Linked DNA regions of Homo sapiens: region 2 is linked to region 1. A link is an interaction called in ENCODE POLR2A ChIA-PET data of the cell type or tissue named here. Cell type or tissue: MCF 10A. All regions are shown on one strand. Links, peaks and the distances in the headings refer to the core of each region. The heading gives the core; the rest is flanking DNA. Region 1 has its middle 5.9 kb from the start of MIR4686. Region 2 overlaps SLC67A1 (solute carrier family 67 member 1).

The links. Peaks named below come from ENCODE experiments on the same cell type or tissue, not always from the same donor. Only the 100,000 strongest peaks of a DNase experiment are listed, where the experiment ranks them.
Region 2: POLR2A ChIA-PET joins it to region 1 with 5 read pairs; 1 of 35 experiments calls an interaction of 5 or more read pairs at or near these places.

The regions. Positions count from the first base shown.
Region 1 is chr11:2,176,299-2,181,725 of GRCh38, forward strand. No RefSeq gene overlaps it. Among named protein-coding and RNA genes, the nearest start is that of MIR4686, 5.9 kb to the left of the region's middle. RefSeq lists an enhancer at 538-1,384. In MCF 10A, for the core only: no CTCF peak of the experiment used is centred there; DNase peaks (open chromatin) are centred at 2,733 and 4,703.
Region 2 is chr11:2,909,916-2,915,211 of GRCh38, forward strand. All of the region lies in intron 5 of SLC67A1 (solute carrier family 67 member 1), which reads left to right. Among named protein-coding and RNA genes, the nearest start is that of SLC67A1-AS, 9.0 kb to the left of the region's middle. RefSeq lists enhancers at 2,200-2,903, 4,312-5,013. In MCF 10A, for the core only: no CTCF peak of the experiment used is centred there; DNase peaks (open chromatin) are centred at 2,056, 2,806 and 3,436.

The sequences.
Region 1 (5,427 bases), core at 264-5,263:
CACAGGTACACACCACAGGTACAAGCAGCATCCACACACTGCACATGCAAGCACACTCACACATGACGTGTACATAGCACACATACAGGCACACTCAGACATAACACATGTGTGCACCACACACATGCACACACAGATGCATATGACACATGCATGCATATATGTACAAGCACACTTACATGGCACCTGTACACACCACACATACAAGTGTACTCATGTACACGATACACATACGATGCACTCGTAATGACCCACGGACACACCAGATGCACACACGGATGTGCATGCACTACACAGGCAAACACACTCATATATGACACAGTACACACAACATATACAAGTGTGCTCATACATGACACAGGCACACACCACACACGAGCACACACTACACATGTGCGTGCATGCATGACACGTGTACACATCACATGCACACACACAGGCGATACAGGTGCACACGTGTACATGCACACACACACACACATGCTGGAGCACACACTGCCCCCCCGCCCATGTCTACTCCGCAGTTCTCTTTATAGCCCGGGGTCCCCAGGGTCCCCAGAGATGCCCCCTCTAGAGCCTGGCTCCCAGGGACACCGGCCTGCAGCCTCCCAGACCCCCACTCACATTTGGGAGACAGTGGGGGACCTCCTGAGGATTTGGGGTGTCATGCCACCCTGGGCTGTCCCTCAGTTCCCATTGTCCCAAGAAGGCAGGGGACAGTGAGTCCTGCGTCCTCCCCTCACGCCATCTTGCCCCGCCTGGGGTGCAGGGCCTTTCTCTGCCGTGTAAGGAAGCAGCTCCCCTCCATCCCCCAAGCTGGAAGAACCAAGACGCCCCAACACAGGACAGAATCCGCCGTCCCTGTCAGACCCAAATGCCAGAGCAATTAGCCCTAATGAGGCCATCAGATGGAGCCCCACAGCAGGGCGGGCGGAGCGCATGGACGAGGTGGGCCCCGGAACAGCCGCCCTGCCAGTCGATCGGATGCACTTAGGGATAATTGGGTGTTTGGAAGTCAGGCCCAGAGCGAGGCCGGCAGAGCAGGCACCACGCCTCCTTCGGGCTCTGAGCCTGTGGGCTGCCTCTCCTCCTCCACACCCTGGACAGGCAGCCGGACCCTCCCTGTCCCCCACAGACGGCTCCCTGCCCCCCTTCTGCTACTGCTGCTGCCCACCTGGGGCTCCACTTTCCCTTCCCCACCAAATCCTGCCAGGCCCTCAGGCCCGGGCTGCCCTCCTCCTCCAGGCAGTCCCCCAGTGGCCTCCTCTCTGAGTCCCTCCAGCCTGGACAGCCAGTGCTGTCCTTCCATCCTTGTTGCCTGTAGGGACTGCCTCAGTGTTGAGACCCACCATGTAGGGGGCCGAAAAGAGGGTCCTGACTCAGCCCCTTGGGCCCTGGACTCAGTTTTGCCATCCACACAGTGGGGGGCATCAGGGATTAGCAGTTGCAGGCCCTTGTGGGAGGAGGGGTCAGCCTTGAGCCCCTTGTGTGTGTGGGACCCCCAAAGGCCCACAGACACAGACCAGCGAAAACTCCAGGCCAAGCTCTGGTGCGTGGGTTCCCAAGCCTGGCTGCACACACAACCAGGGTGCTCTCGGCAATTCCAGCATCTCCATACCCCTGGAGCCTCTTGTCCTGGTGTGGGCTTCCTGGTGATGTGGGCCAGCCAGGTATGGGTGGAACCGTCCTACTCCCCCTCCAGCCCTAAGCCTGAGCCAGCCTGAGTCTGGCATGGAGCTCCTGGAGCCAGGTGAGCAGTGAGGGGTGCTTCCAGGGAAGGGGATCCAGTGGCCAGAGGGTCCTGTGGGACCGAGTCGGGCAGAGGTGGAGGCAGAGGGAGGGAAAGGGTACGAAGGGGGCAGGTTACAGAGCCAAGCAAGAGAAGTCACCGTGGTCCCTGGCAGCCAGGCATTCAGCTGGAAGGAAGGGCATCCGGGTGGGCGGGGTGCGCATCTCCTACCCACAGGGCATCTCCCCAGCTCCCAGCGCCCCTCACTGCTCACCTGGCTCCAGGAGCTCCATGCCAGACTCAGGCTGGCTCAGGCTTGGGGCTGGAGGGGGAGTAGGACGGTTCCACCCATACCTGGCTGGCCCACATCACCAGGAAGCCCACACCAGGACAAGAGGCTCCAGGGGTATGGAGATGCTGGAATTGCCGAGAGCACCCTGGTTGTGTGTGCAGCCAGGCTTGGGAACCCACGCACCAGAGCTTGGCCTGGAGTTTTCGCTGGTCTGTGTCTGTGTGGGAGACAGAGTGTGCATTCAAGGGTGTGTGTGTGTGCGCGTGTGTGTGTGTGCCAGGAAGCATGTGTGGGAGTGCTTCTCTGCGTGTACATGTGTTGTACATGCTTCTAAAATTATTCATGTGAGTGTATGATTTTATGTCCACATGCATGCATGCGTGTGTTTGTGTAAGTGTGTGTGTGTGTCCTATGTATGCATGTGCATGTGTGTGTACAGTAGGGGCTTAGAAGAGCTGACCAGCCATTGATATGGAACAAACAGGGTGACCCCAGCTCCTGTGTCCCTCCGGACTCTCACACGACATCATGGCCAAGGTCCCCACCGGCCCTGAGTTCCTGCCAGGTGCTCCTGGTTTCTTGCAGACCCCTCCGGGCACCCAGCCTCGCCCCCATGCCGGTGACTCAATCAGACCTCCGGTCCCCACCCTCTGCCCCCTCCCCCTGGCTCTTGACAGCCTCTGACAAATTAGTCGAGTGAAAAGCAATAAGAGCGGCATTCAGTTCTCATTAGTCACTCACCGAGGCGGCAGCTGTGCTTTGACAGCAAATCACATCTCATTGCAAGGCCACAGCCCGCCCTGGCCCCCCAGCAGTGCCAGTGCCACGGGCTTGGGTGCTAGTCACCTGGCCTGTGGCAGGGAGAAGATGTGGTCCCACCGCTGCTCTGAGCTGAGGCAGGTCCACACCCAGGGCTCATGTGCTTCATTCCATCTGTGCTGTGACTCCCCTTCCCAGCCACACGTGTAGACTTGGAGGCCCCACCTGGGGAGAGGAGCCCCGCCTGTGGCCTGCACGGCCCTGGGCTGCGTTCACAGGGGACCTGGGCAGGCAGCTGCATGCATGGAGGATGGTGGGAGGCACTGGGGCATTTGCCCACAAGATGCAGACTCTGGGAGGGGAGGAGGTGACCTCAATGCCACCTCTCCCAAGGGCGATCAGAGGAAGGAGGCCCAGCTTGGACATACAGGGCCTGAGGAGAGGGGCCTTGGAGGCAGCCACATACAGACATGGAGGAGAGGCCGCACACTGGGTCAGAGCCGGGGAAACAGAACAGGGGTGCGGAGGACCCCTTGCATCACCTAGGACCCGTCTGGCCAGCCACTGTAGGCTCCTCTGCTTGGCCCCACGGCCTCGCCAGGGCCTTCTGTGGCCCCGCCCCTCTTGGCCGGCTGTCCACACACCCTCCACCCTGGGGGCAGCTGGGCTCAGATTTGGGAGCATCCTGGAACAGAGGGGACCCCCTGTGTGTCTCCTGTCCCTGAATCCTGTCCTTCCCTTCTGCACCTGCCTGACTTTGGGGGCCTGCAAGAGCAAGAGCCCCTCGCCCATGGAGTTCACCTCCTGCCACCCTGTGCTCCTGAGGGCGGGAAGGGAGGAGCAGCCCAGGCCTCTAGTTCTTGTTTCAGATGAGGGTTGGACGTGGCTGCTGAGGTCCCCAGTTGGCCCCACGCTGACACTTTACGGACAACACGGCAGAGACCCCCACCGCCTGAGAGAATGCAAAGGTCCCACTGCGGTGAGATGAGTCTCCAGGGGGCTTGGTAACGCTTCCATGGGCAACTCGATCGTAAACATCCTTATTTTCCCTCCACCCGTGCTCAGGAGAAACGTGTTGCTCCCTTGGGCTCTGGAAGCCCTGAGCCGATGGGCAGACCTGGAGGGAAGCCCGCAGGTGGCCTGCTCAGGCAGTGGCTGCTGTGACCGCCTTGTCCAGGGGCTGGTCCAGATGCCCTAGGTTCCCCGAACCAACATCACCACCCCCCCATGGCCGGGTGGCCCCCTCTCTCGAGGACTCACTGGGCCTGCAGGGGGGCAGCTTTCTCTGCCCCCACCCGTGGGCTGCTGGTTTGGGCCTGGAAGTGCGTCCGCCCCACTCCGGCCAAGCTCAGTCTCCCCACTCTCCTCAGCCTGCTACCCCATGGGAACCAGCCCGGGCTGGGGCTGAAAGAAGAGCCCCTGGCCCCAGTGAGACCCTCTGAGCCCCTCCCCAGGTGCCCCGGGCTGGCCCAGCCCAGGTCCTGAGCAGGAGCAGGAAGGAGGAGGTGGGCGCATTCACTTCAGGTACCTCTGCTAATCCCGGGGCTCGGAGGAGCCCCCACCCCCGGCTGACATTTCCAGGCCGCTGCGTGCCGCTGCCCCAGCCGCCGTGATATTTAGACAGGGCTTGTTTGCCATGTGATTACTTTGGGGCCTGGGATGAACTCTACCAACACCTGAGCTTGTCCGCTTTGCTCCAAAGCTTGTTTTTAATACACTCGCTGTCAGCTAAGCCGGCTCCCTCCAGCTGTGGGGTCCGGTCCCCTCCTGGGCCAGAGGGAGGACTAAGCCCAGGTTTTCCTCAGGAAGACAGATGCCTCCTCACTTTCCACACTGAGGGCAGGTCCCAGGAGGCTGGAAGGCTCCATCGTCCCCACCCAGCCCCCAGGTGAATGAACTCACTCATTCACTGATTCACGCAGCAAGCATTTCCTGGGTGCCCTTTGGGAAACAGCACGGAAAGGGAAACAGCACGGTCCCAATTTTGGAGGCTCTCATAGTCTGGGGGAAGGGAGGCCCACGGTCCTCACATCCAGTACAGCCGAGACCCTGCCAGGGGCGGCCAGGGAGGTGTCTGGAACAGCCCCCTCCAAGTGGGAAGCACATGGCCCCTGTCCCCACCCCAGCATGGCCTTGGGGGTGGGGGACCTGCCATGCTTCAGGGAGGGTGAGGCCAGTGGCCAGCACAGCACAGTTCGGGGCACACAATGGGGAGGTGGAAGGGCTGTGGTGTGGCCACACTCCCCTCACCCCACAGTCTCCAAAAGAGGATTTAACTTCTATTTTTTAAATGTTTATTTTGAGAGACAGGGTCTTTGTCACCCAGGCTGAAGTGCAGTGGCTTGATCATGGCTCACTGAAGCCTTGACCTCCCGGGCTCAAGCCATCCTCCCATTTCAGCCTCCCAAGTAGCTGGAGCTGCAGGGGCACACCAGCACGCCTGGCTATTTTTAAAAATTTTTTTGTAGAGAGGGGGTCTCACTGTGTTGCCCAGGCTGGTCTCAATCTCCTGGCCTCAAGTAATCCTCCCACCTTAGCCTCCCCAAATTCTGGGATTACAGGCTCGGCTACCACACCCGGCCAGGATTCCAAATCCTTGCAAGTTCCCCAGATTCTGGGCCTGGGGAGCCTCCCGGGATCTTCTGGG
Region 2 (5,296 bases), core at 255-5,254, 730 kb after region 1:
GTCCCAGTGCTGTCCGGGGCGCGACTGGACTGCCAAGCTGTCCACGCACAGCCCCACTGGGACGCTGGGGAAACTGAGGCCCTGAGAGGAGGGAGGCCTCCCAGCAGCCTCCTGCTGGGGACAGGAGCACCCTGGGACTGGGATGCTGTGGCAGCGGGGCTGAGCTGTTGGACGGTGCCCAGAGCACACCTCCCTCTCCGGAGGTCTCTAGGGCTGTGCTGCCGGCCTTGTTTGAGTCCCCGAACGTTCTCCCAGCATTTTCACTGGAGCCTGGGCTGGGGACTGATGGCTGCTGATGGCTGTGAGCAGGAGGTGGAGTGGGGTGGGGTGGGTAGTTTGAACACCTCAACATTGCCCCCAGGACTCTGGTTCTAGAATACAGCGGCAGACAACACAGGCTGAGTCCCTGGGATGAAGGGAATGTGATAGGAATTCCCGTAACATCAGGCTGAGCTACATGGAGCAAAAAGTCACAAAGTAGAACTGGGGGCTCGATGGATGGGATCACTAGGGCCTGTCTGAGGAGGCGGCATCTGAGTCGAGGCCTGAAGCAGGAGAGGGAGGCAAAGAAACCACGGTGCAGAGGCCCTGGGTGTGGAAGCCAGGGGGCCGTGTGGCTGGAGGGAGGAAGAAGGGGCAGGCACCAGGCCGGGGTGCCCTGGGTGGCACAGCAGGGGTGAGAATGGGGGGTGAGCTCCCCTGCAGGGAGACCGGTAGGACAGCCATTGTGCCGGCCGAGGTGGGGGAGGACAGTGGCTGGACCAGAGGGGACCGTGATGAGAGAAAGCAGAGGGTAGATTCTGGCTGGGTTTTGCCAGTGGGTGGGATGTGGGTGGGAACTCAAGATGGCAGTGCCAAGGCCGTGCCTGACCCTGGGGAGCCTGGCGCCTTGCGCAGAGGCCCAAGCAGCCTGGGGTGCCACTGGGATTTGGGTCTTGTTCAGGCCCAGCCTGGGTGCCTGTCAGGCACTCCAGGGAGCTACTGAGTAGGCACCCAGATAAGGGGGAGAAATGGGGTGCATCTTCAAGTGTGGATGGCTCGGAGCCCTGCGCCCCCCAGCACTTCATGTTTCGGGGCTGGGAGGTGAGGAGGGAGCACGTCCTGGGAGCCAAGGGCCACTGGATTTGTGGGGGTCAGGGACCCGTGCCTCTACCGCTGGTGGCCAAGGAAGCCACAGTGGCCCACCATCTGCAGCAGGGAGGCCACCCCAGTGCTGGACCAGCACCACCCCCTCAAGTCAGTGCCAGCCGCAGAAGCCTCATGCAATAGACGGATCAAGGGAAATGGGGAGAAAAGAGAGGGGGTCGGGAAGTCGTGCTATAAATGGGGGCAGAGGTGGGTCCAGGAGGCTATGCTCAGGGTGGGAGGAGCCATGGGGAGGCGCCCCAGGGAGAGGGAAGGGCTGATGTGGGAGCCAAGCACACTGCTGGGAGGGTGTCCCTGGAGGATGGGGCTTAGGGCACTTGTGTGGGCAGCTCTGGTGGGACAGCAGGGACGGCTCACCCTGGGGCCAGGGGGCTGGCAGGTGTGAGGTGTGGGGAGCCGGCACCACCCAGGGCCTGTCTCTCCAGGGTGGCCAGGGTGAGGAAGGGCGTGAGGAGGGCACGGGGAGGAGCACTGGGCCCCAGCAGGTGGCTGAGCTGGGCGGCTGCCATCCCAGGGTGCTGCCCACCCCCAGGTACTCTGCCGGCTCAGGGCCCAGCCGCCTGCTGCCGCCTCCTTCCCTGGCCAGCCTTCCTCACCTATGAAATGGGCCCTCCCCTGCCCTTACTCACCCACAACGATGCTGGGAGGGTCCGAGCTCGCTCAGGCAGTAAGCCGTGGCCATGGTGCTGGAGCAGCTCAGCACACATGCCTCCTGCAGGCCCGTCTACGAGGCCACAGGTCCCCTCCTGTCCTCACCTGCCCTTTCCCCCATCACAGCTGCTGACCCAGAAGACACCACTCATGTCCCTCTCCCTCCCAGTAGCTGCCAAGACGGCCTCTACCTCTGCCCACACCTGCCAGAACATTCCATTCGCTTCCCTGCCTCCATTCATCCCAAGATCTGAGGCGCTTTACAATCTTGACGTTTCATAATCAGACCAGCTGTGACATTTCCTTTGATGGGAGGGGTAACCGAGGCCCAGGAGATGATGAGGCTCCCTCCATGGAGCTCCCCAGTCCCCGTCCAAGGCCCAGGCAGTGTGGGACTCCCTCAGGTTCCTCATACCACACCCAAGACACGGGGTGCTGCTTGGGCACTGTGGCAAAAGCTGGCTGCCCAGAGTGGTGGTGGCACAGGAGGGCTGCGGGGTTGACCTTGTGGCTGGTAATCTGCCTTTGTCCAACCCAGACAGGGTGAGGGAGGCCCACACCTCCCCCTCGGGGGCTCACCGAAGGCAGTGGGGCCAGGTGCCAGCCAGGCTCCAAAGCCTGGTGCCCCATGGCAAGGGCCAGCCCCCTGGCCCTCTTGGTCCAGCTGCCCCAACGCCTGCAGCCTGTTCTGGCTCCTGGCCTGGTGCGGGGCAGGAGTCTGGTGCAGCTGTGAACATCCCCCGCCTTGCAGCCTTCCTGCCCTTCCTTGATGGAAACCGAGGCACAACATGTGTGGGCTTTCCCTCCCTGCCCACCCACCTGTGTATCCCATTCCTCTGGAAGGCCCCAGTCCTGCCTCATCCGCACCCACCTGGGCAGCAGGTGGGAGGAGGAAGTGGACTTGGCACCCACAGGCTGCGGGGGCGGGCACTGGTATAACTGGTTTGGGCCCAGCCTCCAGAGCCCAGGGCTGAGAGGCCAGGCTGGCCTGAGGAGGGACCCGGGACCTGAGTCACTGCACACACGCTGGGTGGGGGGTGGCTCTGTGACTCATGTTCTGAGCCCAGCCCCTCACAGACTGGGGAGGGATGGGGAGGGGCCATAGAGTCCTATCCTGAGCCAGACAGCAGGGAGCCCTGCAGGGTTTGCCTTCCCCAGGTGGACAGGCAGCCACCAGGGCCATGCCGGTGCCATGGGGGTGCCAGGGCCCTGTGGGCAGGACACCCCTGCCCAGCCAAGAAAAAACAAGGAGCCAGGGGCACTGGAGCTCAGAGAGGGAGGAGGGGATGGGAGGGGAGGTGAGCAGTGTCCCATACGACCCAGGGCACCCCAAGCGCTGAGCGGAGGCTGAGGAGTGCAGGGGTGTTTGTAACAGGGCACCTGCTGTACAGGGAAGAGGCTCTCGGGGGCAGATAGATGCAGGGCAGGGGCTGGCAGGCAGCTGAGGGAGCAGCAGGATATGGGCGACCCAGGCCCGCCGCCCCCCCAGCCAGGTGACTCAGCTACTGCCTTAGTTCGTGTACCTCGCAGTGCCCAGGACACTCCGGTTCTTTCTGTTCTTCCCACAGTGGGCAGGCAGCAGGCCCCGCTGAGATGGTTCTGGCCCCGCTGTCCCTCAGGACAGCCCTGTTGAGCAGCAGGCTGGACAGGCCTCCTGCTGGGCCCGTGAGTCACTCCAGTCTCAGAGCCCATTTGGGGCAGGAGGGAGCTTGTGGTTTGGTTGGAGGGCTATGTGTTTGGGGAATGGGGGGACCAGGTACGAGGAGACACGAGGACTGGGAAGGGTCAGGCCAGAGGGGCCTTTAGGACCTTCTGGGGCACGCTGGAAGCCAGACGGCAGCTGCGTTAGGAGTGGCATGGCAAGATGTTCATTTTCAAACATGGTTCTAACTGCAGCATCCTGGAGCACGGATGACTTCTCTCAGCCCTGGGCTGGACATCCAGGGACGCTCTGGACAGCCCCCTGCCCCATCGTCTTGTGAGCTAGGTGTCCCACAAAGCCAGGTCCCAGCTGACCTAGCCTCAGCCCCACCTGTGGGTTCGCTCCTGGCAGCAGGATGACCTGGGCACATGCTGTCACCTTGTGCGTCCCCTTTCAGAGCCTCAGAGTAAGGTGAGGCTTGATGAGGGCTTGTCACCGTAGAACACACAGAAGCCCAGACTTCAGCAGAGGTTCCTGGAGACGCGATTGAAAGCCAACTCCACGCCCTGCTATCTGGGCAGCCTCAGGTGTGGGCTGCGGTTGGTGGGCAGGATGCAGGTGGGCTGCGCCCTGCAGGTCCAGAGGGGCCCCAGAACAGTGGAGTTAGGGGCAGCCGGCAGCTGTGAACCCAGCCCTCATTTGCATATAAGGAAATGAGGTCACCTAGCAGGTAAGCGGCAGAGAAGGGACAGAGGCTGTGGGTCCCCTGAGTCCTGTCCAGTGTCCTTTCAACAGCATCCAGACAGACACTCCTGTAATCCATTCAACTGAAAGAGCAGGAGGAGACAAAGACAAATTAACCTGTCCCCACCTTCCTGGTCGTGGCTCCACTGATAAAAGTGTTGGATGAGCCCCGGGAAGCCAGCGTGCCCCTGCGTCTGGCAGGTCGTGGTGAGGTTGAGGGGGGCTGAGCAGGAGGGGCTGACGGCACCGTGCTAAGGGTGCTTCCAGTCAATGGTCCCGGGGGATGCCCAGGCTGTCCGGCGTGCAGAGGCCCCAGGGCTGGGGCCAGCGTGCTGGATTTCCTTCCCACTCCCGTTTCCCTCCTGGCAGTTCATTTTTGGGGAGCAGGAGAGCTGTGACTGGGGAAGGACAGCCTGCGTCTCCCCCAGCAGCCACCCACGGCCCCTGGCACAGTGGTGGGACCTGACTCCCTACCTCCTGGGGCCCTCCAGGGTCCCCCAGCCCCAGGCTTTCCTGTTGCCCACAGCAGCACAGGCCTTTGGTTTACCCACCACCGCTCGAGGGCCTGGCTTCCTGCCACCATGCCTTGCTTGTCACCAGCCTCCTAAAATAGCCATCGAAGTGGTGCGTCTGCTCCTGTGTACTTCTGGGACATCTGGCAAATAAGGCAGGTTTTGCCCCTGCCCAGCCAGACCCTGAGCTGTGACACGCAGGCCTCTGAGGCCAGGGTCCCAAAGAAAGGGCCCGTCTCTCTGGGGCTGGCCACAGGGGCCAGTTGTCCCTCCTGCGCCATACATCTGTGCCTGCTGGCTGGAGGGACAAGCTGTGGCGCCCGAGCCCAGCCGTTCCCCTTCCCTGGCATTTTCCCAAAGGAAGGGCCCATTCGTGCGGAACCCCAGCAGCCAGAAAACCTGAGTAGCTGACGTCCTGGGCGGTGGGTGCTGCAGGAGTCGGAGCTGCCCTGATGGATTGGCGGGGGCAGCAGCACAGGTGGGGTGGATATGCCAGCACCCCCCTAGACTGATGTGAGCTTAGGGGTCCCACCTCAGAAATGAGGGGTGGCCAATGCCCAGACTCTCTGGACTCAGAGGTGGCCCCACTGACTGTCCTAGT